4 separate regions of the Homo sapiens genome follow, and regions 1, 2 and 4 are each linked to region 3. The links are chromatin loops, found by intact Hi-C in ENCODE. Cell type or tissue: heart right ventricle. All regions are shown on one strand. Each heading gives the region's core, and the rest is flanking DNA. Links, peaks and the distances in the headings are about the cores only. Region 1 overlaps SFMBT2 (Scm like with four mbt domains 2). Region 2 overlaps SFMBT2 (Scm like with four mbt domains 2). Region 3 overlaps SFMBT2 (Scm like with four mbt domains 2). Region 4 overlaps SFMBT2 (Scm like with four mbt domains 2).

Region 1 (5,824 bases), core at 1,825-5,824, 49 kb before region 3:
ACAAAACAGCAAAAACAAAAACAAAAACAAAAAACCCCAATCGTTTGTTTGGCTGGGTGCGGTAGCTCATGCCTGTAATCTCAGCACTTTGGAAGGCCAGATCACTTGAACCCAGGAGTTGGAGACCAGCCTAGGCAACATGGCGAAACTCTGTCTGTAGAGAAAACACAAAAACTATCGAAGATTGGTGGCATTCACCTGTACTCCCAGCTACTTGGGAGGCTGAGGTGGGCAGATTGCTTGAGCCTAGGAGGTCAAGGCTGCAGTGAGCTGCAATCGTGCCATCTTATTTCACTCCATTGCTTCTGTGCAGTATGGATATGTCACATAACTTTTTAGTCAATGTTGAATATTATATTCGCCCCTCTAGGTTTTTACCATACACAGTGCAATTGCGTTGTAGAACAATACAATTGAGAACAATTGTATTATATTTATTATATAAATAATGTTATATGTTATTATATATAATATATATTATTATGTATAACAATTGTATTATTCTCTCTGTATTTTAAAATTTATTTTCTTCATGACTTATGGGATGTACAGGCTCTGGGCTCAGCATCTTGCACGGAGGTGGTGGATGCTATGAGGATAACGCTGCTGGGAATACTGGCTGCAGGTCATATCTGAGAGCAGAACTCAGTGTTTTATTTAGTTTATTTCTCCCGAGGTGGATGGAGCACCCCAATCCTCTCATTACAGTCCTTTGGCAGAGCCAAACCTGGAAGCATCCCCAATCCCAGAAAATCTGTCTAGTTTTTACTTTGAAATGCTGTCCCTCTCCTTCTGGAATTAGGTTATATTGTCTGTTTACCTGGTAAGTAATTAAAATCTCAGTTTCAGCACTTTATAATTAACTAAAGGGAAAAAATAACTCCAGCATGACTTTCTATTCTGGGGGGTTCAGTAAACACCATTGTGATTCGCTAACGCCCCTTAGGAAGATCACTAATAGCTATAAACGAAACAGACCATTAAGCTGAGAACAGAGGTCTCCGGGCAGTTGCAGTCTACTGATTTGCTGATTATTGCTGGATGTTTATGTGACTATGTGCAGTTCAAACCCCTGTGAGTGGGTGAAACATGAGGCTGTCTCCGGCCGGTTGTCCAGGATGTGGGTTCTAAGGCAAAATTTCTGGATTCTCGTCATTCTCTTTTCCTCTATTTTATTCTGTATTTTACTTCTGGCCTCAGCATTCCTGTTCCCCCAAATCTGTGCTGCTCCCTTGTGCTTTACTTCTGTCTTGTGAAGATGTGGATAATGGTCTGCTGGACTCATCACGTGCTCGTGCTGTTCACCCGTTGGTAGTTTGGCTGCGTTGGGTGGTGGCCTCGGCTCCCTCGGACCTCTAGAGCCCTGTTGATGCCGTTACTACTCCTACAAGCCTATGGCTTATGCCTTAGGGTGGTGCAATTTTTTTTTTAAATTATACTTTACGTTCTAGGGTACATGTGCACAATGTGCAGGTTTGTTACATATGTATACATGTGCCATGCTGGTGTGCTGCACCCATTAACTCATCATTAACATTAGGTATTTCTCCTAATGCTATCCCTCCTCCCTCCCCCCACTCCACGACAGGCCCCTGTGTGTGATGTTCCCCATCCTGTGTCCAAGCGTTCTCATTGTTCAATTCCCACCTATGAGTGAGAACATGCGGTGTTTGGTTTTCTGTATTTTTTGTAAGTGCTTCGTAAAAACATTCTGGGCCAGGGAAATGAAGAGATTTTTAGTTTGCGACTTGTAGAGTGAAAAGAAAGAATTTGAATGAGTTACAAATGACCTTTTCAGGAATTGTTGCCCGGGCCTTTCTTCAACTGCCCACTAACTCCGGCACTTCAATAAACCCCCTTTTTTAGAGGCATTTAGAAGGGCTGTGACAAGTGTATTTACAGCAGATAAATTTAGCTCATGTATTTTATCTACATAATCTGATTGTAATTTATATATCTTCAGCCTAGATAAAGGAAATCTATTTCTTATTACCAAATTTTTCTTTTTGTCAACATGACGTGAGTAGGATATTGACTTTAACTGAAGGGTGGTGATTAATCATAGCAGCTTGCAGGGAGATCATTTATTGCTCTGTGTAGCTGAGCGACTGCTGGCAGAGTTGTAAGTCAATCAAGATAAACCCAAGTGGGTTAGTCACTCTTGGATGACGATGGAGGATGTGATAGATTTATTAGCCAAGTTCTCCTTTAAAAATCACTTTACATTCTTAGCAGGTGAATTTGCAGATAGAAAAATACCGAGTCGCCGTCAATGGAAGAATCTGTTAGTTTGCAAAGTAGAGTATAGCTGTTGAAATGTCACAATGAAAGATGGACTACCTAGAGATAGCCATTGGAAATGTTTAGCTCTAGATTAATCTTGTTAAGTTCAAAGAGGGCAATTATGTTCTTAGTAATTCAGGTGCTCGATAGACTGGGAAGAAGAGATTTGTTCTGTGTACAATTACATGGATTGTATAATGGGACATCTTAAGATTTAGAATGAAACAGTTTGTTTTTTTTTTAGGGGAAACTTTGTAATTGTAACCCTGGCTGACAGTTTAGTTTGTTTTGTTTTATTTTGTTTTTGTTTTGTTTTTTTTTTTTTTTTTTGAGATGGAGTTTCTCTTGTTGCCTAGGCTAGAGTGCAATAGCACGATCTTGGCTCACTGCAACCTCTGCCTCCCGGGTTCAAGCGATTCTCCTGCCTCAGCCTCCTGAGTAGCTGGGATTACAGGCGTCCGCCACCATGCCCAGTTAATTTTTTGTATTTTTAGTAGAGATGGGGTTTCACCAGGTTGGCCAGGCTGGTCTCGAACTCCTGACCTCAGGCGATCCGCCCACCTTGGCCTCCCAGAGTGCTGGGATTACAAGCATGAGCCACCGCGTCTAGCCCTGGCTGACATTTTTTGCACACGAAGCCTTTTTTTCAAACCTGCCTGTTTCCTCTATGGAGCTAGCATGTAGTCAGAAAATGCACAGCAACTTCATATGAGCCTTAGCAAAAGAAAATTCTGAAGAAGATCCATTTAGGAAGAGGAAAAATCAGACAGACTTTGCCAAAAGTAAATGTCAGTGATTCCTGAGTTACCCACCCCTTTCATCAATTTCATCACTGTTTTTCCTCATTAGAACAGATAGAGAATGGACTACTGTATTAAAATGTTTAGATGTACCCTTTATCACTGTCTGTTTCTTTCATTGCTTGAGGAGGTAGGACAGAAACAAAGTTCACCTTTCAGCTCAGGAAGGTAAGTGCCTTGGGCACGGGGTGCACTAACCGTGGCATGAGATCCCAGCAGTTGGAATCGGCATCTTGGGACATGGAGTTCTCAGCGCCTGGCATTCATGCCCGGTTTTGCACCTTGTTCTGGTTTGGGCATTTCCCCTCTGGCGTGGGACAGCATGATGTGTCCTTGTCGGAGAGGTCTTTCTGTGTACCGAATCAACATGTGACATTTGGCTAGACAGCATCAAGTTAATATAGATGTTTGAAACTGTTCACCAGGTGCTCTCTCTAAACCAGTGGTTCCCAACTAAGGAGGATTTTGTTCCCCAGGTTATATTTGGCAATATCTGGAGACAAGTTTTGTTGCCACAACTGGAGGCAGTATTATTGGCATTAGTGTGTAGGACCCGGGGTACTGCTAAACATCTGCAGAATACAGCGCTGTCCCCTACAACACAGAGTGATGTGGTCCAGAGTGTCAATAGTGCTGATACTATTAAAAAACCCTGGTCTAGACTGGAGCCATCTCTGGGCTTACTAAGGGCATATTTAGGTCTTTTGGTCTTTACTGGTTTTTCTGGCTGAATTGTCTTTGGTTTTTCATTGTTACAGACACCCACCTCCTCCTCCTCCTTTCTTGAAAGGATTATTATGGATGTAAGAGGCTATGCGTAGGACATTTACTGAATTACTATTTTAACATGAGAGTAAGGCGAGCATATATGTTCCCTTATAAAAATGTAGTAGGGTAAGTAACAAGGGCAGGTTCAGGGTGCCTCAGTAGCTGCTGCGACAGGTCAGCACATCTCAGGGCCTGATGCTGTGATGTTTAATTTTGTTGATCCTGTCACAGTCCAATGTGAGGGACAGACAGCTTTTCCTATACACCCCCGTTCCATGTGCCAGCTATCTTCTATCCTGGGGCCCTGCCATCTTTGTCAGGCCTCGTCCTCCTCTGCATTCAGCTGGAGATAGGAAAGAAAGAGCTTGGAGAAAGCACAGCTTCACTTTTCACGGGTGAGAATCAGCCCTGTGGCTTTAACTGAGAGGCAGCAGACCTGGACAATGTGTACCTGGCTGATGAGACCATCAATCTCTGACATGGATTATGTGAACAGATATTGGTCAGTCCACAAATGTTTACACAGCCGCTTCATAACAGTGACAAAGACCGACGTCTTGCTCCAGCATTCAGGCAGGAGAAGGTCCCCCTTCCTTGCAGGAATAAGGTTAGCCCTTTGTTCTATGCAGTTCTTCAACTGATTAGATGAGGTCTATCCACATGACGGAGGGCTGTCCACTTTACTCAGTCTACAATTTCAAATGTTAGCCTCTTTCGGAAACACCCTCGCGGATGCACCCAGAATAATGTTTGGCCAAATATCTGGGCACCTCGTGGTCCAGTCAAGTTGACACATAAAATTAACTGTCATGACCATTGAACTTGAGGATCCTTTCACATGTTTTCTAGCCATTTGGATATCCATTTCTGGGAAGTGCGTAAGTGTCTTTGCTCATTTTTCTTCTTTCTACTGGTCTGTAGTTCTTTATTGATCCGGCATTAGTTATGTGTTGCAGAATCAGTTGATTGTTTACTGTGCAGGCTTCTGTAGTGTGAGAGAGTTCATGTGTAACTGGTAAGTACAGCATTCATGTCTGCATAATGTAAAAGTGGGCCCACTTTCCCGGTAGCTTCCCCAGCACGTTAATGTTTTACATCAAGTAATAGCCGCTGATCACCAGCTACCTTAGCACAGCTGAAATGAGAGAGCTGCAGGGGAGCCAGGACTATCACATTGCCATTCACCTTACATTCTTTCTGTTGGTGACCTTGGGTCATGTGCTTTTTCTTGGAAGTTTTATGTCCCCATCTCCAGCATCCTTGGACATTTGTCCTTGGCCCCATTAATGTAGCATTTTCAACCCTTCCTTATATTTCTCTCCATCAAGTGACCTCCACCTTTCAATTTTTTTTTTAAGGAAAAGGTCTAAATTTATTGTAGTATTTATTAGGTATGTAACATGCCTTTTAATAGGTGCTAAATTTTTGTTGTTGTTTGTTTGTTTTTTGAGATGGGGTCTCTCTCTCCATCGCTCTGGAGAGTGCAGTGGTGCAATTATAGCTCATTGCAGCCTCTACTTCCTGGGCTGAAAATGATCCTATGGCATCAGCCTCTCAAGAAGCTGGGACTAGAGGCGTGTACCACCAGGCCTGGCTAATTTAAAAAAAATGTTTTTATAGAGATGGAGTCTTGCTCTGTTGCCTGGGCTGGTCTCAAACTCCTGGACTGAAGGAGTCCTTCTGCTTCAGCCTCCTGAGTCTCAGGCACTATAGGCACGAGCTGCTGCACCTGGCTTACATGCTAATGTTATGGTGAGGATGTTAGGATTATTACTATTTTTGTAAGTTATGTGGCTTTGAGAATTCTTCCCTAAACCTTAGTTTTAATAAGCTGTCTTATTTTCAGCACTCATATTTGCAAAATGGGACACTTTTCAGGAACAGATATGTGATATTATAGCAGAAATTCTTGCTTTTAATAGTTTGTGGCTTGTAGTTTTCTTTTTAATGACTTCTTAGTGGATGGAAATTCT
Region 2 (5,838 bases), core at 616-4,615, 73 kb before region 3:
AGCAGTTCTCTTAGTGTGAAACTCAGTGGCCTTTCCCTGTTAACCTTCTCATAAATTTGTTACATTTTTCATTTGATTACTCCCTCAGTTCCCCCAATGTTAGTTCCCTAGTCATTCACTATCCGGATCTCTCTGATTGATTGATTGATTGATTGATTGATTGATTGAGACAGGGTCTCCCTGTGTCACCTAGGCTGTAATGCAGTGGCATGATCATAGCTCACTGCATCCTTGAACTCCTGAGCTCAGTGATCCTCCCGCCTCAGCCTTCCCAAGTGCTGGAGTTACAGGTTTGAGCCACTGTGCCCAGCCTTATCCTGATATCTCATTACATCTCATTTCCAGTGATTCTTCATTCTTCTGCCTCATTTTAATTTGCTCATATGATGCAAGATAAATAAAACATTCTCCAAAAGTTGCCTTGAAGTTTGGTGGTGTGGCTCTGCCATGAAGACCCATGAGTGTTGATTTTCTTAGGCAAGCCAGTCTAGAAATTTTGCGGTCAGCTGTGGGCTTTTACTATCTGTAAAACTCTTGCAGGAGCCAAGTATTACTATTGTATCCAGAGAGAATCCTAGCTAATTCTAGTGTAAAGAAATCAGTGAGGAGAAAAGTAAAACATAATTATGCAGGAAAGTAGGCTTTTATGACTCAATTAACATATTTTACAGCGTTTTATTACTTCAAGGCAATATTTAATTTACAAATGATTTAAGATTTTAAAAACTGTTGGAACTGAGTTAAGATGGGTGGAAATATTAAGTACTTCAGTTTTTCTGTGCTGCCTGATACTTTGTACTAGCCAGTAAAATATTTGTTAAAGAAGTGTTTGTCCTTCCTTTGAGGTATTTTCTTTTTTTTTCTTTTTAGTGGCTGAGTCTATTGGAAGGGCCTTAGTTATACATCATGCCATATGGTATTAGTGACAAAAATATTTTGAGGATAGATTTAATAACTAAAACAATTAGGTTAGAAGGCCATTGTGAGAACGCTTGGCCAGTTGCTTTCAGATTTAATCCTTTGTTACGTTACAGTCCACAGAATGTAGTGTCTTTTGCCTGAGATACAGAAAGTGTTATTTCTGATGTGGATTGGATTTTGGCTCATTTAGAGGACGTCACCAATCCTATACAACAGAGCAGGATGGATTTCTTTTCTAAGTTAATATGAAGTGTTCTGTGCAATTTATGTATATGGTTGTGTGTGTGTGTGTGTGTGTGTGTGTGTGTGTGTGTGTTTCTGTTTCTGTTTCTGAATATCTTTTAAGGTGTTACTTTTTTGAGAAAGAGAAATTTATTGGACGTTTTAATTGTGGTGGTCTGCAGATTCTCCATAGCAACCGGGGGTGCAGGCTTACTCCAGAAGCAAGTAGCAGTTGGGGTCACCAAGTAATGCTGTTCTATAGATTATACCGGTGAGCTGCGTCTGCATTTGATGCCTCCTAAGATAGTGTGATATAGTTGGATTGTAAGAAGTTGGGTCATGGTTTTTGTTTGGATTTTAAAAATTGTCAAATAGACATAACATACAATTTGCAATGTGGACCAGTTTTAACTGTACAGTTTGGTGGCATTAATTATATTCACGTTGTCGTGCAGCCATCACCATGGGCCGGAGTGCTTTCCTCTCCCCCATTGGAAACTCTCTACATGTTGAACGTGGTTCCCAGTCCTTACCCCCTTCTCTGGGCAACCACCGTTCTGTTTTCTCTTTCTATGAATTTGACCACTATAGAAAAAGATCAGTTTCTCCCAAACTTTGCCTAAATCCCCAAATAGATTCCTTTTCCCCCCTCCGGCTTCTTTTGAACATTAAAGCATCCTGGTGATTTATGCTCCCGCCTCAATTCCTCCCTAGCTTCTGTCTGGCTGTGTCAGGCCTGTTTCAGGTGTTAATTTCTGTGATCATTTCCCTGGTAAACTCCTGGATGGCAGGTTCTAGGTTTTATTCCTGTCGTCCTGGAACTTCACGCTTGTCTCTGATGCAGTGCAGGCCTCAGCTCCGTAGGGAGGTTAACAAATGAAGCTGAGTTCCGCAAGGCAGCCCAAAGCACTCGAGTTACAATTGCAGACAGTGGGAAACGGCAAGTCAGAGGAAGAGCGCTGGGACACTGGGCCGGGTCTGCGTTAGTGGGTTTGTCAAGAGCCACGGAAATCCTTTTACCCTGCCTCTCATGGAATAATGCTTTAGTTAATGTCTGTATCGGTGACAGGTCCCGCTTTTAATGAGCAGCTCACTTATAAGGTCTGAGTATGATCAGGAACCTTTAGGAACAAACACTCTGTTGTGGTCCTGGTTGTGGGACTCAGGGACACAGTGTTCTAGTCCCCGTTTAATGACACTTCTCGTTTCCTGTATTGTTCCATTTTGGTACAGTTAAGGATTGGGAGCTAATTCCAAAGAGGTTTCGTTAGCTGTGATGGGGAGCTGATGAAGAGGCAGCCTCTTAGACACGGAAGGCAGCACACAGCAGGCCGAACTGTGTGTCTGAGCATCAGGCTCCTGGTGGTGGCTTTGGCTGTGTCACTGGGAAGGTGGAGGGGGTGGCCTCTCGGAGGCTGCACGGTGGGTTTCTGAGCCTGGTTCTCCAGGCCAGGTGGATGTGACGGTGCCTGGCTGTCAGCGGCCAGGCCGGCTGTGGATGACGCTTGCCTTTTTCCTCTTGATAGACCATCATGTTGCTCCCATCGTCAGCAATGAGTTGTCGTGTCCTGAGATGAACTCCCTGTTGTCGGAGGCAGGGGAAGAGCCGTCGCGTAGCACATCCGGTGTGTGTGTCTGCTTTGTCAGGCCCACTTCACAAAATACGTTTGAAATATGAAGTTTCCCCAGATAAACTGTGAAGGGTGAAGAGTGCTTTAGATGTGTGCTTTCCCCAGATTTTATTTACTTATTTGTTCCCAAACTCATTTCCTGCCTTCCCGTGTTTCTGCAACACCAGCGCTTCCTAGTGTGAGCCTTAAAGAAAGACGATATTTAACAAAAGAAGAAGGGGAGGAAGGAAAGAAAGCGGGAGTGGGGGAGAGAGAAAGCGGGGAGGCCCTGTGGGGAGCTGGGGTGGGGAGGCCTTGCGGGGTGTTGGGGAGAGAGAGAGAGAGAAAGCGGGGAGGCCGTGTAGGGAGTGGGGGAGAGAGAGAAAGCTATGTGAAAGGTGAGTCAATGAAAACTTTTGCATTTATAAATTACCCAGTCTCCAGTATGTCTTTATTAGCAGCGTGAGAAAATACTAATACACCCCATCTCTACCAAAAAAAAAAAAATTAGCTAGGCATGGTGGCACACACCTGTGGTCCCAGCTACTCGGGAGGCTGAGGCAAGAGGATTGCTTGAGTCTAGGAATTCGAGGTGGTAGTGAGCTATGATCATGCCACTGCACTCCAGCCTGGGTATCAAAGTGAAACCCTGTCCCTTAAAAAAAAAAAAAAAAGGTAAGCCTCAAAGTTATCCTCATCCACCAGATATTTACTAGGTGCCTGTAATATGCCAGGCATTATGGTGTGTCCTTAAACCTTTATTTGAAGAAGTTATTGGGCTCAAAAGATATCTGAATTTTTCTACCCATATTTTATTTGTGCTAGTCTTCTATTTTTCCTTATCTCTCAAGTTGATAAAGCTCTCATGAAGCTAAAGTATGATCAGAAAAACTTGTTTCTGGCAAGGCGCAGTGGCTCACACCTATAATCCCAGCACTTTGGGAGGCCAGGGTGGGCGGATCACCTGAGTTCAGGAGTTTGAGACCAGCCTGGCCAAGATGGAGAAACCCCATCTCTACTAAAAGTACAAAAATTAGCTGGGCGTGGTGGTGTGCGCCTGTAATCCCAGTTACTCGGGAGGGTGAGGCAGGAGAATCACTTGAACCCAGGAGGCGGAGGTTGCAGTGAGCTGAGATCATGCCACTGCACTCCCGCCTAGGCAACAGAGCAAGAGTCCGTCTCAAAAACAAAAAAAGAAAAACCTCATCTCCATTAGACTCACTGTGTAATTTCTCTTTGGCCTATTCTGAGTTCCTTTGTTAAGGCTTCCAAGGTGCTGCCTGCACCCAGTGCTGTGCTGTGAATAGTGACCTCAGACTGGTTCTCTATTTGTGTGTTTGTTCTTGCAATTCTGTCATGGACATTAATGGAAATATTTAGGTTTTAGTGAAATAATTTTTTTTTCCTAGGAGAATGAAATCAATGGGCCCAGTAGACTTGTTTTCACTTTGGCTTGTTTTAATAAAAAGCATTTTTATAAGCTGGGTCGGGGAGGAAGTGAACATTGTAAAAATTTCTCAAACATTTGTTATTTTACAAGCGCAAATAAATATGTCTGTTTAATTTAAAAAGTTAACTTATTGAACAATTCCTTTTTCTGCACCTTCCCTCCCCAGTTAAGGCAAACTATTAAAGAATATGCATAAATAGTAGAGCTTTTAATTGCTATTGATGAATAGCACCCTTTTGCATGTCTTTTATGTCAAGCCTTGGGTGAGCCCTGTTTTTGTCTTATTAACACACATTCGTAGCGTCTTCTCTCATTTGGATGTAGATTTAGATGCTCTCTTAGCCACTCTTCTCAGCCTTATTGAAGTTCATCCACTGAAACACTTGCAAGAAACAGAATAAAGTAGAAAAGTCTCAGCTGTAGAAACCTACAATAAACTGCAGTTACACACAGAAACCCAGTGGCTCATTGGTACCAAGAGCCAATACCAGTAGCCTCCATAGGTGACCATCACTCCGCAGATGACTTCGGCGGTAGATGACCTGTAGGTCTGGAAGAGCTGTAACCATTCACCTTTCCTTTTTTTTTTTTTTTTTTTTTTGAGACAGAGTCTCATTCTGTTGCCCAGGAGACTGTAGTGCAATGGTGTGATGATCTCGGCTCAGTGCAACCTCTGCCTCTGAGCTTCAAGCGATTCTCATGCCTCAGCCTCCTGAGTTGCTGAGAATACAGGGGCGCACCACCACGCCCGGCTAATTTTTGTATTGTTTTTTTCAGTAGAGACAGGGTTTCACCATGTTGACCAGGCTGATTTTGAACTCCTGACCTCAGGTGAACCGCCTGCCTTGGCCTCCCAAAGTGCTGGGATTACAGGAGTGATGCGCACAGGGTCCCATGTGAAGCCCAAGTCATGCTTCTCTGGGTGTCAGTCACTTCATCTGTGACTTGAGTGGATGTGACTAGCTTGCAAGTTCTCAGTGTTGGGGGCGCAGGAAGAGAGGAAGGATCTTTACCACCACAGTGGACAGGGCGGCAGTGGTGGGTGCAGGAGACAGGTGCTCTTCTGAAAAGTTCTGCATGTGGGGATGCCTTTTAGTCTCTGATCCTCTCCTGGGAAGATGCCTGGGTTTAATGAACTAAAATGACTTTCCGACTCTGACATCCTGTCTTTATAAGGTAAAGACCATTAGATTCAAGAGCATAATTGGATAGATATGTTTAAAGGTTGTCTTTCAGGATTATTGTGCTGATCACAGTTTTCACCTGGCTTTCCTGTCCCAGTGGATAGTGAGAATGATTTCCCTATTAAAAAATTACCCATCAACAGACTCCTGGTTAGACAGTGTGTTGAGAATTAATGGTGTGTGCCATCGAGTGATGAAAGGCAGAGAGAAGGTCTTAGCCTATGGGGGAATTCTGAGCTAGAACTCACAGTGTAATTTTTCCTTCTTTACAATGACATGGTTTATAATGAAGCCTTGGTAGGCTGGAGGACTTGTGTCAGAATACAAGTACCAAAGAAGTCACAGAGGAATATTAACTGAGAAGGCTTTTAAGAAAGAAGAAAATACCTATCCTTGTGCTAGGCCAGGCATTGAGGGAGGGACAGAGGCCTGGCTGCATCAAGGTGTCCTG
Region 3 (5,517 bases), core at 1-4,000:
CTTGAAGAGGTTTGTTAAACAGAATCTCTTTGGGTGGAAAACCCCAGAGAAGTCCAGTTCGTTGAATACCCGTCCCTGGCAACATACAGAACTGCGAGGTGGGGTTCATCTGTGGGATCCTTTGCCTGTTCTGGGTACTTGAACTGAAGCACATGAATTCCATGGCAAAAAAGGACCAGCGGGGCCATCTAGTTTTTATGAGTATTGGAGAAAATCTTATAAGAGACACACTAAAGAGGGCAACATTGGTCAAACAATAAATGTAACTATAAAAATCGCAAAATCCAGATCTATACAGAGTTCGCCATCGCAGCTGCTTGATCACTGGGGCCTGAGCTCCGCTGTCTGCAGTCCGTTAGATAGCAACTTGCTTTTAATCCTAAACGTTAAGAATTTAAGAATTTAGTCAACTTTCAGTTATCTGCTCCGGGAGTTCTCACTCCCAAATGGCTTCTGCTTACCGCGGATAATTCTGGCTCTTGCCAGTTCCCGGGGAACTTGCAGGGAGGGTGAGATCATATTAGCATGAACTTAGCGTAATTGGTGTATGGGATTTGGAGGTGTGCAAAGGGGATACATCTCTTGTTTATAAAACTAGACACATTTCAAAGTGATCATTGTGCCTGATTTTTTATTTTTTGGGCCATTTTCTATTCCATTCTCTATTAATAAAAATAATTAAGAAAAGATTATAATTCTTTTATCTACAGAAGATCTTATTGTGGATTTAAGCCACGGTAAAATTGTTTGGAGGTGGCTCCCCCATCCCCCCTCCAAAAAACATTAAAAAACCACCAATCCTTTTGCAAGTTAGGCCACCCGTTTAAGCCCCGTAGTGCCTTTCATGAACAGACACTTGCTCCAGGGAGAAACCTGATGTAAAGAGAAGTTTGAGCTTCTCTCTTTTAACTTTAGGACTTCAGAGGTTTGAGAGCTAATGGAAAATGAGGACCCCATGTAATAAGGGGAGCCCAGTGGTGTGGCCATGCCACCGGGCCTTGCCCTTCAGCGCTGTCACCCCTGCCCCCAGGGAGGGCACACTGAGGAGGCTGGCCTACTTTGCTGGGTGTCAATAAAAGGTGTGGGGACTGTTCATTCCTGAGCTTTCTCTCTTCCGTCCTTCCGCCAGCCACCCTACTTTGAATCTGCCTGTCTCAATGACATAAAGTCAAGGATAAGATAAAATCTGCCTCCAGTTTTGTCGCCAGTGCCATTTATAACCAGAAAGGCCAGCACGAACATGTCAGATAAACCTTTACATGAATATATGATGTCCTGCACTTAACAACTTGATGAAAGGAAAGGCTCAGTTTAGGAGAGTGGAAACCTGCTTTAAAGCTCCTTAATATTTAACAAGATCTTGCACTTGTGGTGACCTGCAAAGTCTCTAGATCACAACAGGATTTATTCTTTTCCCTGCCGGCATCTGGATTCTCCTAAAAGTAAATCCATCCAGACATGCCTGCATACGTAACCCCCACCCGGCAAAGGGATCAGAACATTTGGTCATTTCGCCTGTGAGTCTGTACTGATTCATGCACTCCCTGATCCTCAGTCATTGCTGAGCATCCGAAGATTCTGAGAGACTGCAGGTCTATAAACAATGGGACAGGGAGCCAAGGCATGGCCAGAGTGTTACAAACCCTGGCTTTCTGTGTGATAAGCCACTCACCTTGAGGACGTTTTTGGAATATGCATTAACCTTTCAGACCTTTCGGGATAGCATAAAAAGGTACGAAGGAAAAACATAATTGAAGCCATAGATGAATCATAGGAACTCAAAAACCATTCTTCATTGGAAAGTGTTGCAGTGAATTGGTGAGCGTTTCTAGTGATTCGCACCCACGGGCTGCAGACCTTGTGCTGGGTACTGTGCATATACTATCTCACATCCCCACAGTAACCTGACTCGAGAGGCACAGGAGTCTTACTGGTTAAGTTCAGGAATTGCCAGGCTCAGAGAAGTTAATTTCTAGTCATACCTCATACAGAGAGACCATGGGTGAGCCAGGATGCACAGACGTACCTCAAACCCAAGGCCACACTTTTTTTTTTTTAATGTTTCTTTGTTAAACTGGGGTATTTAAAGACTGCGCAAACTCAGTATTATTATAACAAAGAACCAGAAAATGAATTCTGAGAGTATTCAGTGTTGCCTATTCAGTATGGTATTTGAACTGGAGTATGTTGCTCAACTCCTTATTACTCAGTTGCTTTTGACGAGGGCTCTCCTGGGATTTTGGCCAGGATGATTTTTTTATTGTACTAAGTGACAACTGCCCCTGCCCCTTGCCAAATAACTGTCTGCACTGGGGAATGTGGTAGATGCCGCCTGTGTAGAATTAGAACCAGTGGTGTAAGCCGGAAGAGTGGCCCCATTTTTCTTGTCAGTGATTGGCTTAGGGAGAGATTTGTGACCAATTTGGGTCAGTAATAAATGAGGACATCTGCTGGTAGTTTCTGGAATAGGTTTCCTTGCTTTGAAGAAGCAGCATAGGGAAGAGGGGGCCTTGCTCTGCCTGAGAGGCCTGGAGTTTCTGCAGCCATCTTGAGCCCACAAGGGAGGAGCTGGACTGGGGAAAGCTGTCATATTTAGGGTGTGGAAGGAGGAGGATGAAAAGAACCGAGGCCATTTCTGACATTGCTCATGGCTCTGTTCACCAGGCTTTTCTATTCACTTGCCTTTTCTCTGGACCCCTTTGCTGTGTGAGATAATGGATTTCCTTATGGTTTATACCAGGTCGAGTAGGGTTTTCTGTCTGGTCTTTGTGTGAGAAGGCCCTTTAATAGATAAAGGCTTCCTTGGGGACCAGTACCATTTCAGGTGACTGGTCTGCTTGTCTGTAGGTTGGAAATGATTGCTTACTCCTTGCAAACAGAGAACCCATTGCTGCCATAGTGGTAGTAGGCAGTGGGTTAAGGAGTACTTGAGTTATTGTTATTGTCCTGTGCATGCAAAGCACCTCTTGTACCACCATATTGTGGTCACCATTGTTTATGGTTATTGCTGTCATTCATAACAGCATCTTTGAATCTTATACACTAGACATTCAAAGTGGAGGCAGTGGGAGGGTAACAGCAGCACCAGGTCTGCAGTGTAGACTGGCAGCACCGGGTCTGCAGTGTAGACTGGCACAAATGTAAGTGTGAATTTCCAGTTCTTGCTGAGACAGCATCAGAGTGAGTCAAAATTAACAGGGTTGGTTGGCACTGCTGATCACACCAAGGGGCTGAAGGGTGGGTACTAGAGTGAGTTAATGCTGGAGACAGAGGCAGAGAGAATCCACTGATGCTGAGGAAGCTCATCAGAAGTGTAGGGGGAGGAGACCACAAGGTCAGGTGTCTCATCAGCGATACCTGACTTCTCTCTTAACCGAATCTGAATCAGTGGTCCTCAACTCAGGGGCCAGGGGCATGTGCCCTTCAGTGGACATGTGGCAAAGCCAGGAGACATTTCAGTTGTCCCAGGTGGGGGATGCAGTCAGCATCTAGTGGATAGACCCCAGAGATGCAGTTGCAACATCCTACAGTGGCAGAACAGCCCCCCAACAAAGATTCTGGCCCCCAAAGGCCAATAGTGTTGAGGCTGACCATCCCTGTTTCTCACCTGGAAGTGGTTGATGGAGGGAGCCGAGGGCAGCTGGGGTGTGAGGAAGGCTCTGGAGACTGAAGCTGTTATTAGATCCAGTCCAGGCTGCTTGGCAGTGGGCACTTTCCAGTGGGGAGGCTTCCCACTTGTGGCAGAGCACGTAGAGGGGTTTGCAAGCTCTCTGTGTTTACTGGCCTCCACGTTGGTGTCTGGGAAGGGCAAAACAGAAGCTCAGACTGCTGGGTGGAGAAGTTTTGCGCCTTCCCAGCTCTTGCTTCTTTCTGTGAAGCATGCTGGCGTCATGTTTCCATGACAGCAGTTGAGTTAATGCATTTAGGGGCCCCCTCAGCGTCCACCACATCCTGCCTGTTGTAAATTGTGTGGTTCAGGTTGTGATCTATGATACTACGGTCCTAAATTTCTCATTACTATTTTTTAACTTGATTGAATGCACAGCTACTAGACAAAATCGCTCTTTACCTCTGTAAGTAAAAAATAGAAATGCTTATTAGTGTTCAGCAATAGATTTTAAAATTACATTTTTGTTACAAATACTTCACTGGCTAAATTGAAATCAGTGTGATCAAATTGAAATGTCATAATACTATTGATTTAATAAATGCTGGCCTCCTAATATCTGTTTTTCAATGAAACTAGTATTACGGGAGTAATTTTCTAATGAACATCTGAGCACTAGGTCATTGGTAAAACAAAAGAAGAATGATATCATAAATGGTTCTGGATGGTTTTTTCAGCGGGACCTGGCATGCTGATACGAATAGAGGAATTAAAGCGTAGCTCATTATATATTAATTTGAATGTAATACTAACTAAAACCTTCCATTGACTTCACTGAAGCCTAGTCTTAGAAATTATGCAGATTAATGGAGGCCTTGAAAAGAAGCACATGCAATATTTGAGTTCCCTTTGGACCAAAAAACTGGCATGTTGGAACTGAAAAAATTATATACTGTGCAGTATTTTTGTGTAAGTACAATACACTAAAAGATTTTGTTGCTTAAAAAAACTGGGCAGGGTGAATCCTATATCTGTTTTTTGTCTATTTTATTTTATATCCAAATAAGCCGAAAGGAAGAAGCAAAGGACCGAAGGTTGACACTGAGATTGCTGCTGCAGAGGGAGAATTTCCTGCAGCTTTTGATTGTGGAACTCAGGTTAAGAATGTGGTTCCTGGAGCCAGGCACGGTGGCTCACGCCTGTAATCCCAGCACTTTGGGATGCTGAGGCGGTTGGATTGCTTGAACCCAGGAGTTTGAGACCAGCCTGAGCAACATGGCAAAACCCCATCTCTACAAAAAATACAAAAAATTAGCCAGGTATGGTGGTGCACACCTGTCGTCCCAGCTACCCGGGAGGCTGAGGTGGAAGTATTGCTGGAGCCTGGGAGGCGGAGGTTGCAGCAAGCCTTGATTGCATCATTGCACTTCAGCCCGGGTGGCAGAGACCCTACCTCAATGAAAAAAGAATTTGGTTTCTGCATAAGGATGATTTCACTGCCTTTTTTGTTTTTACATGAAAATCCTCACCAAGTACATTTTAATTTTGTTGTATTAATTAATGAGAACTTGTTCTCCCCTGTGCCTCATCTTTCACAATTTTATATCATGTGAGATGTATTTATCTAATAAAGTGGCGATGGGAAGAGGCATTAGCTATTTTCGGAGTCTGTGATAGCCACATAGTGACATTTTAAAAGCATAAGCTTCGGTTCTTCAAGCCCCTCAAGTAAATGTGGAGATGAGTCAAGTTCAGGCAGGCCCAGCAGACATGAATGTTCTTTCTTTTCTGTCTTCTCTTTCTCCTGTCTCTCTGTTAGTAATACTCTCCATTGCTGTCTGTAGATTAATACTCACAGCCACGTGTATACTGTATTTTATAAAGAACTTTGCTGTTCACCCTGAAGCTTT
Region 4 (5,838 bases), core at 1,158-5,157, 85 kb before region 3:
ATTTGGAGATCGAGCAGAACAGGTTTGATTGATGCCGGGTCATTTTGTTTTAGATCATTTTCACATTTATGATCTCTGGGATTATGGAAGAGGTCTGTGATTCTTGTGATTTCAAGAGAGGGGATTTAAAAATGGATAGGGAGGTTTGTCACAGATTCATGAGACCTGGGAGTGAGAAGGAAAGCGGAGTCAGAGAGGTGGAGAATGGGTGGGTGACCATCCTTGACCTGGGATCTCTGTGACCAGGACTCTCTCCATTTCTCATCCAAATGTCCTTTTTGGAGGTCTCATCCTTGTCATGGTGGTGACAAGACATGGAACTTACCACTTCTGAGGACTTGAACACCCTGAGAGCCTGAGGCTGCAGAAATGACCGTGGCAGGTTCCCTGCCATTCACGGAAACTGAAATGTGCCAAAGAGCTTATATCCAAGCCAAACAGCGTTTGTATTGGAGAAGTTGCCTTTCTCTCAAAAAGGATGGATAGGAAGCAGTTTTTAAAAAAAATCTGCCTGCTTTCTGAAGATGAACACAAATCTGGTTACATCCAACAGAAGATAGAATGATTATACAACATGAGGCTTAAATGTTTGTCTTTTAAAATGTTCTTAGGTTATGCAGCAAGAGTTTACAGTAGCCAACCTGTATTTCCAAGGAGATTTAATCAGAGGAAGTATCAAAGAATTGAAGATTAGTATGATTTTGAAGGTTTTCCTAATTATTTTTCTGATGATCTCTTCTCAACTAACAGAGCTGTTAAGTAGAGTTGATTAAACAATGTCAATTTTTTGAAAAGCCCTTAATGACATATTTACACAGTAGTTATGAAGAGCCCCCCAAAGCCCATCATGGATTATAGGAGCAAGTTATAGCCATTAAAACCATCTGTGATTATTTTTTTGTAGTAGAGAGTGATGTCAAGCCATCAGCTTCTGTTCAACATATTTCTTAGAAAAGGATGTCTCAAAACTTCTTCGAGACCGTCACGAAATGAAACAACTCCCCGATCCCACACGAACCTCTCCCACCACCCTCAAACATAAACCAACCCAAACCCTTTGAAAAGCTCCAAAGAAAATAAAATGTTTTTAGAACTTCTTTTCTTGTTCAAATGTTTGATTGACTCGTAGAGATGAAGGGATGATGATGATTTATATGCCGGGTGTACTGTTATTTGGAGTAATGTTTCATTAGATTTGTTTTGTGAAATGAAGAAAGCAGTATGTACTTTACATTTTTCATCTCTACATCTAATGTGCAATTTGTTAGCCCATCAAAATTAATTTTAGATCCCAAATGGATCTTTAGATTTGTAAGTACCGTTAATGGTTTTTTCAGTTAAGTGTATGTATTTATGTGCCCTTCTTGGGTGAATTTCTATGAAGGATTCTGCAGGGTGAATGTTGACATGAATAACTAACCAGCAAATAAGTGTCAATTAAAAATTCTATTACCATAATTGGCCGTGGCCCTTCCTCATCAAAGTACAGTATGTTTAGATCAAATTTAATTTTTTTTGAGATGCTTGCCTGCTTAGTTTCCCAATTTATCTCCTCTTTCTGCTAACAAAAGAAGCTGTTTTCCATTTAGAGGGGCATCTTTCTACGCTACCTACATGTGAATACTATGTTCAAACACTATAAAGATTTTTAAGTGTTTTTTAAAAACAAAGAGATTTGGTCATTTTTGCGGGTTTCTTTTCTCCTTCTAAATTTCATGGTCCCTTTTATCCTTTCTTCATGGATTCTCTACTTTTCTTTCTCAAAATTTCCCCTTTTCCTGAGGGATTTTTGCTTCCAGCTGATGTGAGGGCTTTGATGGTGTGGTTTATGTGTTAGGATTACAACTGCTGTTCCCAAAAGGCCCTAAAATGCTGTGGCTCAAGTTAATTTAGAAGTTTACTGCTCTTTCTTCCAAATTCCATGTCTGCATGGTGGAAGGCTGGTTCTCCTCCAGGTTGCCCAGCAAGAAAGAGGGAAAGGGAGAGGCTGGGGACAGCAGCTCACCTCCCACTAGCAAAACTCGGTCTCCTGGGATTCCACCAGGCCCTACCTAGTTACAAAGAGACTGGGAAAGGTACTCCCTAGCTGTGGGGCTCCTCCTTGCTAAAATCCCTGGGATGGGGAGGCTGCTTTTCCTACAACAAAGAAGGGAGGGAAAAAAGCCCTGGGGGACAGTTAGTCTCTGTCACAACTCATTTAGCTACACATTTTTGTTTTGTTTTGTTTTGTTTTGTTTTGTTTTGTTTTGAGACAGAGTCTGGTTTTGTCGCCCAGGCTGGAGCGCAGTGGCACAATCTCGGCTTACTGTAACCTCCACCTCCTGGGTTCAAGCAATTCTCCTGCCTCACTCAGCCTCCTGAGTAGCTGGGATTACAGGCGCCTGCCACCATGCCCGGCCAATTTTTTTTTTTTTTTTTTTTGTATCTTTAATAGAGAAGGAGGTTTCACCATGTTGGCCAGGCTGGTCTCGAACTCTTGACCTCAAGTGATCCTCCTATCTCGGCCTCCCAAAGTGCTGGGATTACAGGCGTGCACCACCTTGCCCAGCCTACAAAAAATTTTTAAAGATAACTAGTTCATCTTTGGAAAACATCTAAGGGAAAATGTAAGAGTGTTAAAATGTAAAAGAGAATGGTATTTTTTTTCCTTCATTTGGGAGTCAAAATGTATTGTCTATAGTTGATACACCAGTGTAGATTTTTAACACGTGATCTTTGCTGTTGATGGAATAGGGGATGCACTTTTCCTTGCATTAACGTTTAAAGAGATGGATGTTACCTGTACACAACATTTGTAAGAGACGGTTCTAAAAGGTTTGTTTTAAAAATTACCCGTGTCTTGCTCACATCCTCTGTTTCATGTCCTCTGTTTCAATCTGGTTTTTACTGTTTAAGATGAATGCAAGCAATCACCAAGACACAGCATCATAAAATGTTAGAACACCGGGGTCAGAAAGATCCTACAAGTGTCTAGAAGTAAAACAAAACACAACAGATTATTTTAAAAGGCTGGTGATTAAAATGTTTCGATTCAATCACTTTGCACAAGGGGATAAGAGCAAAAATTATACAGTGTGTATTATAGGATGCATATAGTCAAATGTCAGGCTCAAAATTAGGCCAGTAGCTTCTGCTGCTTGGACGTTAATCTTGAAGCAAGGAAGAATGAGGGAATTTCGGGGGGGTGAGGGCGACAGAGTTAAGGTGTTCAGTGCTTTTATTTTTGTCCTACACATGGTAGCAACCGAGTGCTCTGCGAAATAGCAGTGACCCGTTATTCCAGAGTCAGGGACTGTTCTTGGCACTCGAAGTGGAATGTTGAAGTGGAAGTTTTGCCTCCCAGAGGATTTCCGTTCCAGCTAGTGTCTGTGTCGCTGTGAAGACATGGAGGAAGGGTGAATGCCATTTATGCAGGAGATTCTAGAACACTCGGTTAAGACCATCTGTTGATGGGTCTGGGGAGAAGGGAAGGACACACTTCTGTGTTTGTGGCTATTTGCTGCTAGGCAGCTTGTTGATACTCCAACTCTTCTGTAGTTGTAGACTTGGCCATAGAATGAAGAATGTAAAAAAGATATTTGGGCTGGGCACGGTGGCTCACGCTTGTAATCCCAGCATTTTGGGAGGCCAAGGTGGGTAGATCACGAGGTCAGGAGTTCGAGACCAGCCTGACCAACATGGCAAAACCCCGTCTTTACTAAAAATACAAAAATTAGCCGGGTGTGGTGGCACATGCCTGTAATCCCAGCTACTTGGGAGGCTGAGGCAGGAGAATTGCTTTAACCTGTGAGGCAGAGGTTGCAGTGAGTGGAGATCCTGCCACTGCACTCTAGCCTGGGTGACAGAGCTAGACTCTGTCTCAAAACAACAAGTAAAAATAAATATTTTTGTAGTTATTAGTTTATTAAACTGTAATTTTCTTATTTCTGTAGGAGATAATTATGTATTTAGAATGGTCTTGAAGGGACATCATGACATCTAGAGAGGTCGTTTGAAGCTACAAGGTCTGGGACATGGAATTTGTCTTTTATAAGCCCTGGCACCTTCTAAGGTGTCTCACTTGCAGACCCCAGGGAAGCCATTCAGCTTTCTGATTCTGTGGTGGTTTCTGTTCCCTCCACGGAGGTTCCTGGCTCCATCTCTCTGTGAAGCCCTGTCAGGGTTCTTTCACTTTCCTTGTTTGTCTCCTTTTTCTCCTGATTGCCTGAAATCACATTACAACTCTCTTGTATCATCTTTATCCATGTGCCACAGCTCTTTTTTTTTTTTTTTTTTTTTTGAGACAGAGTCTCGCTCTGTCGCCCAGGCTGGAGTGCAGTGGCGCAATCTCGGCTCACTGCAAGCTCCGTCTCCTGGGTTCACACCATTCTCTTGCCTCAGCCTCCCAAGTAGCTGGGACTACAGGCACCCGCCACTGTGCCCGGCTAATTTTTTTGTGTGTATTTTTAGTAGGGACAGGTTTTCACTGTGGTCTCGATCTCCTGACCTCATGATCCACCCTTCTTGGCCTCCCAAAGTGCTGGGATTACAGGCATGAGCCACCGCGCCTGGCCCATAGCTCTTAAAAAATAGGGATAAATTATAGACAGAACAGCCAAATGAGAACTTTCTTGATTCCCTCTCTTCTTGCATGGTGGTTGTATTAGTCAGTTCTCATGCTGCTAATAAAGACATATCCAAGACTGGATAATATATATAGAAAAAAAGGGTTTAATGGACTCACAATTCCACATAGCTGGGGAAGCCTCACAATTATGGCAGAAGGCAAAGGAGGAGAAAGGCACGTCTTACATGGTGGCAGGCAAGAGAGCTTGTGCAGGGCAACTTCCCTTTATAAAACCATCAGATCTTGTGAGACTTACTCACTATCAGGATACCAGTATGAGGAGAACTGCCCCCATGATTCAATGGTCTCCACCTGGCCCCACCCTTGACACATGGGGATTATCATAATTTTAGGTGAGATTTGGTTGGGGACACAGCCAAACCATATCAGTTGTCCACCCACACGGAACTCACCTTCCTAACCCATGAAATGCAAAAATGCCTAATACTTCAGTGTTAGGGATATGAAAAGACAGAAAAAATATTTCCTCTCTTCCCCTAGGAAGCTGACTTGTGCATGCACAAATAGGACAAGAGATTAAACCAGGAAGGCACGAAAAAGCCCCTGACTACTTCAGTCAAATTATAGCTTACTGTGGTATCTTTCAGAGCATATGAATAATTGTGAATTGGCCTATGATCTTTGGGCCAGTGGAAGAGAATAATATTAGGGATGAATATTTTCTCTTCTCATCTCATCTAAACTCTCAGGAGATGTTATCCAACAACCATGCCAAGATTCTTGGAGGAACAGAACAGCCATTGAAGATGTTGTAGTGATAACGTCACATTTTCTGCCCCCTCAAACCCAAAGTCCCCATGGTCTTAACGGTTTGCTTCTAAGTTAGAACCATCACCTTATTCCACCAACATCAGTATGGTTTTCTTGTGTAGAAAGGCTTCTAAAAAAATGGGCAAAGGACATGAATAGACACTTCTTGAAAGAAAACATACACATGGCCAACAAGCATATGGAAAAATGCTCAATATCATTAATTATTAGGGAAATGCAAATCAAAACCACAACGAGACACCATCTCACACCAGTCAGAGTGGCTATTCTAAGAAATTCACAAAATAACAGATGCTGGCGAGGTTGTGGAGAAAAGAGAATGCTTAAACACTGCTGGTGGGAATGTAACTTAGTTCAGCCACTGTGGAAAGCACTCTGGAGATTTCTGAAAGCACTTAAGTTAGAACTACCATTCAACTCAACAGTCCCTTATGGGCAAT

What was found. A loop is a pair of places that touch in the nucleus more often than their neighbours do. Peaks named below come from ENCODE experiments on the same cell type or tissue, not always from the same donor. Only the 100,000 strongest peaks of a DNase experiment are listed, where the experiment ranks them.
Region 1: a loop joins it to region 3, with 2.3 times the contacts of the local background. A loop is called at or near these places in 11 of 110 quality-filtered maps.
Region 2: a loop joins it to region 3, with 2.7 times the contacts of the local background. A loop is called at or near these places in 23 of 110 quality-filtered maps.
Region 4: a loop joins it to region 3, with 3 times the contacts of the local background. A loop is called at or near these places in 22 of 110 quality-filtered maps.

The regions. Positions count from the first base shown.
Region 1 is chr10:7,307,835-7,313,658 of GRCh38, reverse strand. The region is part of intron 4 of SFMBT2 (Scm like with four mbt domains 2); the gene reads left to right. Among named protein-coding and RNA genes, the nearest start is that of SFMBT2, 100 kb to the left of the region's middle. In heart right ventricle, for the core only: no CTCF peak of the experiment used is centred there; a DNase peak (open chromatin) is centred at 3,345.
Region 2 is chr10:7,330,982-7,336,819 of GRCh38, reverse strand. All of the region lies in intron 4 of SFMBT2 (Scm like with four mbt domains 2), which reads left to right. Among named protein-coding and RNA genes, the nearest start is that of SFMBT2, 77 kb to the left of the region's middle. In heart right ventricle, for the core only: no CTCF peak of the experiment used is centred there; a DNase peak (open chromatin) is centred at 2,599; H3K4me3 peaks cover 707 bases; H3K27ac peaks cover 2,308 bases.
Region 3 is chr10:7,257,500-7,263,016 of GRCh38, reverse strand. All of the region lies in intron 7 of SFMBT2 (Scm like with four mbt domains 2), which reads left to right. Among named protein-coding and RNA genes, the nearest start is that of SNORD129, 73 kb to the right of the region's middle. RefSeq lists an enhancer at 5,011-5,517. In heart right ventricle, for the core only: a CTCF peak has its summit at 2,446; DNase peaks (open chromatin) are centred at 2,316 and 3,678; H3K27ac peaks cover 2,271 bases.
Region 4 is chr10:7,343,400-7,349,237 of GRCh38, reverse strand. The region is part of intron 4 of SFMBT2 (Scm like with four mbt domains 2); the gene reads left to right. LOC124902372 (a long non-coding RNA gene) reads left to right here. Exons shown (of 2, transcript XR_007062049.1): 2 at 1-1,097. Among named protein-coding and RNA genes, the nearest start is that of SFMBT2, 65 kb to the left of the region's middle. In heart right ventricle, for the core only: no CTCF peak of the experiment used is centred there; a DNase peak (open chromatin) is centred at 3,297; H3K27ac peaks cover 1,273 bases.